Linked DNA regions of Homo sapiens: region 1 is linked to region 2. The links are chromatin contacts, found by Hi-C or POLR2A ChIA-PET in ENCODE. All regions are on one chromosome and are shown on one strand. The core of a region is the stretch at or near the end of the contact, and the rest is flanking DNA. Distances in the headings are between cores, read along the strand shown.

Region 1 (3,132 bases), core at 342-2,841, 120 kb after region 2:
AACCCCAGTGTTTGCTGGCTCCAGCTTTCCAAGTAAAGCAAAGAGAGGGACTTGCTTCTGATACGTCTTGAAGCCACAGCAGATGAGTTGTCCAGCAATATTTGAATTTTACAACATGAGCAGAAAACCCTGCTTAGAAATCCTAAACAAGGACAGGCTGGTGATGTTTATCACCCGAGTGGCCTTGGGAATTAAAGGGATGTCAGAAAGTCATGGAGGACACTTCCCGAGGCTTCAGCACAGTCAGCAAACACAGGACTTAGTGCATGCTAACCCAGTGCTCTGTGTGCGTGTGCATGCGTGTGGGTGCATATGCGTGTGTGTGTGCGTGTGTGTCCCTATTATTGCTACAGGACAGTGCTGCATGATTCTAAGAGTCAGACTACCTGAGCTGAAAACTCTGCTCTACATTAGCTGGCCTCATAAGCTCTCCAAGCTGCAGCATCCTCATCTGTACAGCAGGGACAGCAACACTGGTACCTGCACCCTGGAAGGCTATTGCCAGTGATCGGATGGGCTGACACAGAGTGCCACGCGGGCCATTGCTGCTGCTAGGACTGTTTACCCCCAGAGGTACAATGAACCCCCCACCAAACATGAAGGTGCCTCTGACCCTTCCAAGTCCAATAAACTGCTGACTGTTAGGCTTAAAAGAATAAAACAACAACAACAAATTGTCCACCAGAACGCTTCCAATGCTTCCTACAATAACATGAGTTCAGAAATTCATAAAGAGAAGCAGCCAGCTGTGGTCAGTGAGACAGGACAGGAAAAAGTGAGCCCTTATGGAGGTATAGTTCCCCCAAAAGGACTATTCTTTCAAAAATACAACCCTAAATCTTTCCAGGAAACCAAAACACAGCCAAGCCTGCTCAGTAGGGGGGAAGAATCACATTTCCCCTTTCCTGACCAGAGGTTTAAAACTAACTAGAAACACTGCAATGACGGCCAGTAGCCAGTTAGCACTTAAAAAAAAAATTTTCCATGTTTAGAGTCTGAAAAATAGGGGATCAAAACAGTACAGCATTCAAAGAGGAGACAAAAGAGAAAAAGTTACCAGCTACCTCTTGGGTCTTTCAAAGACTGCAGTGTCATCCCTGTAAAAGAGTGAGGTACTCACCTTTCTATAAGAATGAAGGACTCATCACCTTAAGCACTGAATTCTGAGAAAGCCTAGGCTCCTGAGGTCCCAGCCCAGATTTCCTTACAACGCAGCCAAATGGCTTTTCAGAGTTCAGTTCTGCCGGGTGGGGGAAGGGAAAGGGGAGCAACAAAATTCCCGCAAGTCTTACCACCACTGTTTTAAAAAGAAATAAAGAAGAGTCACTAACCTTGCCTCCTGTCCGGGAAGCGAACCGGGCCTGGCTGAGGCTGTCTCCCATAGCAAAGCGCCCCAAAGTTAAGGAGCTGAGCCACCACGGAAAGGTTTGCAAGCCAGCTCCTCTGGGCACATGGCATGATTCAGATGTTGAGGAGAAGAAAAGTCAAAAAAGTTTTAGCCCTCAGCTCCAGAAATAAAGCGCTCGCCTGTGGCCCAGCAGGAAGATGCAGGGGTGCATGGTCAGGCGCGAGAAGGCAGCGACTGCAAAGCTGCCCGCGATCTCCCTGTGCTTTTTTAAGCAGAAAGGAGCTAGACACCTTTTTCCCCTCCCTCCTCCTAAAAGGGGAGTGATTCAGCTGACAGTGTCCGCTTTCGGCGGGGTGTGGAATGGGCCAGAGCGGGAGGGCGCAGCCCACCCCGGTCCCCACCCCTCCGCCTCCCGCATGCCCCGCGGCCTCGCAGCCCGCCCGCTCGGTGCATCTTCCTCCCGGACTCCCACCCCCGCGCTCCTCCGGCCCCGCCCCGAACGCCAGGCCCAGCTGGCCGAGCCGGCCAAATAGGGGAGACCCGGGAGAGCCGCCCTGGGAGGCACTGGAGGAAGCTGCGAGTGAGAGGCCCCCAGGCCAGCCCCCCGGCGTGCTTAAATACAAGCTCAAAATGAGGAGAACAGAGTTGAGGCAGAGGGGGGCCCCACTCCCTCCATCCTTCCGCGCTCAGCGCTGCCCCCTCCCCTGCTGTTCTCCTCCAAGTTCCTGAACTTTTCCCAACATCGCTCTATCAAGACTCCTCACCCACTCGGACCGCTCTGGGATTCTCTTCCACTGGAAAAACTAATAGGCGATTTTTCTCTTTGCCAAGTCACACAAAGGGAAATGGGCTGCGCTAATCTGCTAATGTGACCTCAGACAAGCCCCCTCAGCTGTGCAATGAGGTGACTGCTGCAAATGCCTGTGGGCCCCTCTGAGTCTGCAGATCTCTGTGCGGCTCTTCTGATTCTAGAACCCCATCTTTCCTAGCCCACCTCCATTCACTCAAAAGGAAACCAGGAATTAAGTCAACCCAGGAAGGTGTTAAGGTATCTCCCCAGTTTCCCTGAACTGGCTACCCTGGAGAGGGCGTCCATTCATTCAGAGGCTCAAGCTTTTACATCGGTCAGAGAATGCCACAATCCAGGACGCTTGCCAGGCATCTTGAGAATTTACTGGGCTAATCCAGCCAAGATTTTTCACCTCTGAGCTGAAACAGGCCTCCTTACTCCATTCAGGAAGAATTCGGCCCCCAATATTGACTTTTCCCTGGCTGCCAGCCAACCACATGTGTTAATCAAGAGTTCTGGGATACCAGCTTACTCAACCTTGTATAGGGACAGAGCCTCCAAGGCAAACTCAGTGGTCTGAAAGCAAGGTGGTCCTCTCAGATGTGGAACACATGGGCACCAAGACTTTGAGAGGTATATGCTAGTTTCCTATTTTTGGTGTTACAAGTTACCATAAATTCAGTGGCTTGAAACAACTCAAATTTCTTATGTGACAGTTCTGATCTGAAACTGGTCTCACTGGGCTAAAATCAAGGAGTTAGCACAGCTGCATTCATTTCTGAAGACTCTAGGGGAGAATCTGTTGTCTTGCCTTTTCCAACTTCTAGAGGCTGCCTGAATTCCTCAGCTCATGGCCCTCTTCCCCCATCAAAGCTAGCAATGGCCCTTTGAGTCTTTCTCACATCACATCACTCTTCTTCCTCCCTTTTCCACTTATAAGGACCCTTGCGATTACATTAGACTCATCCTGGTTAACCAGGACACTCTCCTAATC
Region 2 (3,274 bases), core at 414-2,913:
TTCTCCTCCTTCTTCTTCTTCTCCTTCCTCTTCTTCTTCCTCTTCCCCTCCTCCTCCTCTTCCTCCTCCTCCTCCTCTATTTTTTCTTTTTAAATCTTTTTGTAGAGATTCTGATCTTGAACTTATGACCTCAAGCAGTCCTCCTTTCTCAGCCTCCTAAAGTGTTGGGATTTGAGATGTGAGCCACTGTTCCTGGTCCTCATTACTTTTTAAATTTTTCTTTAGAGGACTTCATATTATAGACAGGCAGGCATATATTTACAGGTTAGTAAATGTCACTAATATCACTCTCTGTATGAGAATTTCAGTTCCCTGATGGGTAGGGTTTTCATCTATTTTGTTCAATCCTATATCTATTAAATATATTGCATACAATGCTACCCAACACATGATAGACACTCAACAAATGTCTGTTTAGTGATGACTGTTGAGTAAATGATGTTGAACATCCATAACTAGATCTTTATTCCTTTAGCTTAAAGTAAAAAAGGAATCTGTCCCCTGAAAAATAATTACAATGGGTTTGGAAGGAGTATCATAGTAAAGTTTTTAGCCTGTATGAATGAGTGGGTACCAGTTATTGCCTGGGAGCAGACCTCAAAAAGTCAAAGAAAAATGAGGTCACAGCCTTGATGATCAAGTGAAACATTCATCAACACATTAATGGTATTAATGGTCCCACTCTGAGTGAGGTTTTTCTTCTTTTTTATTTCCTTGAATATTCTAAATTTCCTATAATTATTAGTTTCTTTTATTAAAAATAAATATCCATACAGCAAAAATAGAATTTGTTTAACAGATAGAGTTTTAGTTTTGCAAGATGAAGAGTTCTGTGGATGGATGGGTATGGTGGTACAACAATGTGAATACACTCATGTCACTGAATTATACACATAGAAATGGTTAAGATGGTACATTTTATATATTGTATATTGTATATAATATTAAATATTCACTGTCCTTAAAGTGATAACACTGTGTAGTAAAGTTATACTGCGTACTTGATGTCCTTTGTGGTCCCCTCATCCTTTTTCTTTCTTTCTTTCTTTTTTTTTTTTGACAAGGTCTTGCTCTGTCACCCAGGCTGGAGTGGCACAATCTCAGCTCACTGCAGCCTCAAACAATCCTCTGGGATTAAGCCTCAAGCTATTACTTCTGAGCTCAAGCAAGCCTCCCACCTCAGCCTACCAAACAGCTGAGACTACAGGTATCTGCCACCATGCCTAGCTAACTTTTTTTATTTTTTGTAGATATGGGGCCTCACTATGTGACCAGGCTGCTCTTGAACTCTTGGCCTCAGGTGATATCCTCTCTGCGGCCTCCCAAGGTGCTGGGATTACAGGCATGAGCCACCACACCCTGCCTTGTGGTCCTTTTCAACAAGTATATCCTGTGAAGTTTTCATTCTAGACTCTCAACAGCAGTTCCCTTGCACAAGAGCTACCATAAGTAATTCGTCCAGACCAGAGACAGCAAAAAAGGACACTGTCATCTGCCTCACCTATCTGGTCCCATCCTGTGCTCACAGCAGACACTGCCATTCATCCTTGGTGCTCTCACCTCACACCTTCAACCCATCTCACAGTCCTCAACTAGCAGCCCAGGCATCTTCTACCAGTGGGTCCAACTGAGCAGTGTGAGATGAAACTAATTTACCATGTGTTTTAGCCATAGCTCCTCCCAAGGTGCTGTATTACTCACTTGGAAAACATCCAGGAGGTCAGGAGATTGAGCAAAAATAATTCCAGAATTAAGAAAAGAGAAGACAGTTTCCTTATGTGCCTGTATGCATACATAACAAAGCATATGCCCAAATGAAAACTGAGATACTTCTTTTCCAGGCTTCTTGAAAAAGAGCAGCTTGGCTGTGCTTCATAAACCCTTAGCATAGTGAGGGTTTCTAAGTTAAAGACAGATCTGCACCACTCTTAAAAACTGAGCTAATCCTGGATGAGTTTTCGTTGGATTTAATTCATTTTAAGCACCACTATTTGAAGCTCATTGAGATAAGCACACCACGTGTGATGTAAATAAGGCTTGGACCCTGCCTTCTAGACACAGGAATGAATAATGCTAATATGAAGTGGGCAGTGAGAAGAAACAGATCCCACACTGTGGATGCACAAAAGAGAAAGAAATCAATTCCATTTGGGAAGGCTTCAGAAAGAAGGTGTTTGTGATCTGCGTCTTGGAGAATGAGTATTACTTTAGAGTTTGGAAAGGTAATCTTTTAGACAGCTGCAAATACTTTGCAAACAACCTGCATATGGAAGGTGCAAGGCATAAATAACCAGGATTCTTGAACACATGAGCTGTTCTTGATGGAATCTTTTGTTTTTATTCTTCTTTTTTCCAAGAAGTGCAACTGCTGCTTATCTTTTTTTGTTCGGTGACTTGTTTCTTTCTGAATTTAGACTCAGACAGTAACTCTTTGGACACTCCTCAATATCAGTCTACTTGACACTTAGGCCATGTTCTTGATATTTTGATTAGAGCTTCCTATAATAGATAGTAGGCAGAGAAGTTTTCATAGCCTTAAGAACCACATTCCCTTCTGTTTTCACTCTTCTCACATAGGGTATTCACAGTGAGAACTGGCTGCGGATGAGTGCACTATGTTCTTTATAAAATGAAACCCTGCTGCCAGTCTGTGGCCTGACATGTGCTCTAGGCATGGACATGTGTCATCTACGGAGCCTCCTTCATGGCTGGTCACAGCTCCACCATTATGGCAGTCAGGATGACAAACTAGGGTCTGTTTCTCTCTGTGAATTCTTAGTTATTGGACTCAAAATTACCCTGACTCCCAGAAGTAGCATGAAACTAAGTCTGTGAATAAACTGGGAAGAAGAAAGATCATATAGATCAGCTTTCTTGCCTAATCCCAAGTAGTGTTGATAATGTTGAATGCCTTCTCTCCAGGAGCCTAGCCCAGCACCACATACCCCGAGCTACTGAAAAAGTTGCTTTTTGAGGGTGATTATGATAGACTTTTTTTGCATACATACATATGACTTTCAGTTCTTCATAAAACTGAGTTGGCCCTTCATTGAAAGAAATATGGCCAAGAAGCCACTGACTGTCAGGGGGTGCCCAAAGAAAGCAGCTGGCTGAGTTTGCTCAGAATCCACTATTAGGTTGGTGCAAAAGTACGTACACACACTGCCATCCGCCTCACCTACAAAAGGTGGCACCTCCACTACTGGGGGTGTGGCCTTTGGGGAGGTTACTTCCATTTAAAGTAATGGGGAGGTTACTTCCATTTAAAGTAATG

Evidence for each region. Hi-C counts contacts between places; a loop is a spot of excess contacts on that map. ChIA-PET counts read pairs that join two places held with the same protein, here RNA polymerase II (POLR2A). Pooled maps may share reads with other maps.
Region 1: a loop to region 2 is called in a map of heart left ventricle, with 2.0 times the contacts of the local background. The contact joins the promoter of ADAMTS12 here to the enhancer-like site in region 2. A Hi-C loop is called at or near these places in 3 of 168 maps with a recorded cell type or tissue (chondrocyte, heart left ventricle and heart right ventricle) and 3 of 50 pooled maps. POLR2A ChIA-PET finds 5 or more read pairs at or near these places in 4 of 52 experiments (AG04449, AG04450, PC-9 and 1 more).

Annotation. Positions count from the first base shown.
Region 1 is chr5:33,890,399-33,893,530 of GRCh38, forward strand. ADAMTS12 (ADAM metallopeptidase with thrombospondin type 1 motif 12) reads right to left here and starts at 1,592. Exons shown (of 24, transcript NM_030955.4): 1 at 1,332-1,592. The coding sequence starts at 1,458. RefSeq lists enhancers at 874-1,375, 1,376-1,875.
Region 2 is chr5:33,770,793-33,774,066 of GRCh38, forward strand. The region is part of intron 2 of ADAMTS12 (ADAM metallopeptidase with thrombospondin type 1 motif 12); the gene reads right to left. Among named protein-coding and RNA genes, the nearest start is that of ADAMTS12, 120 kb to the right of the region's middle. Within about 2 kb of position 1,664, at least 2 of the 41 ENCODE cell types and tissues checked have a DNase peak (open chromatin) inside an H3K27ac peak, as active enhancers do; they include PC-9, where a contact is called at or near this core.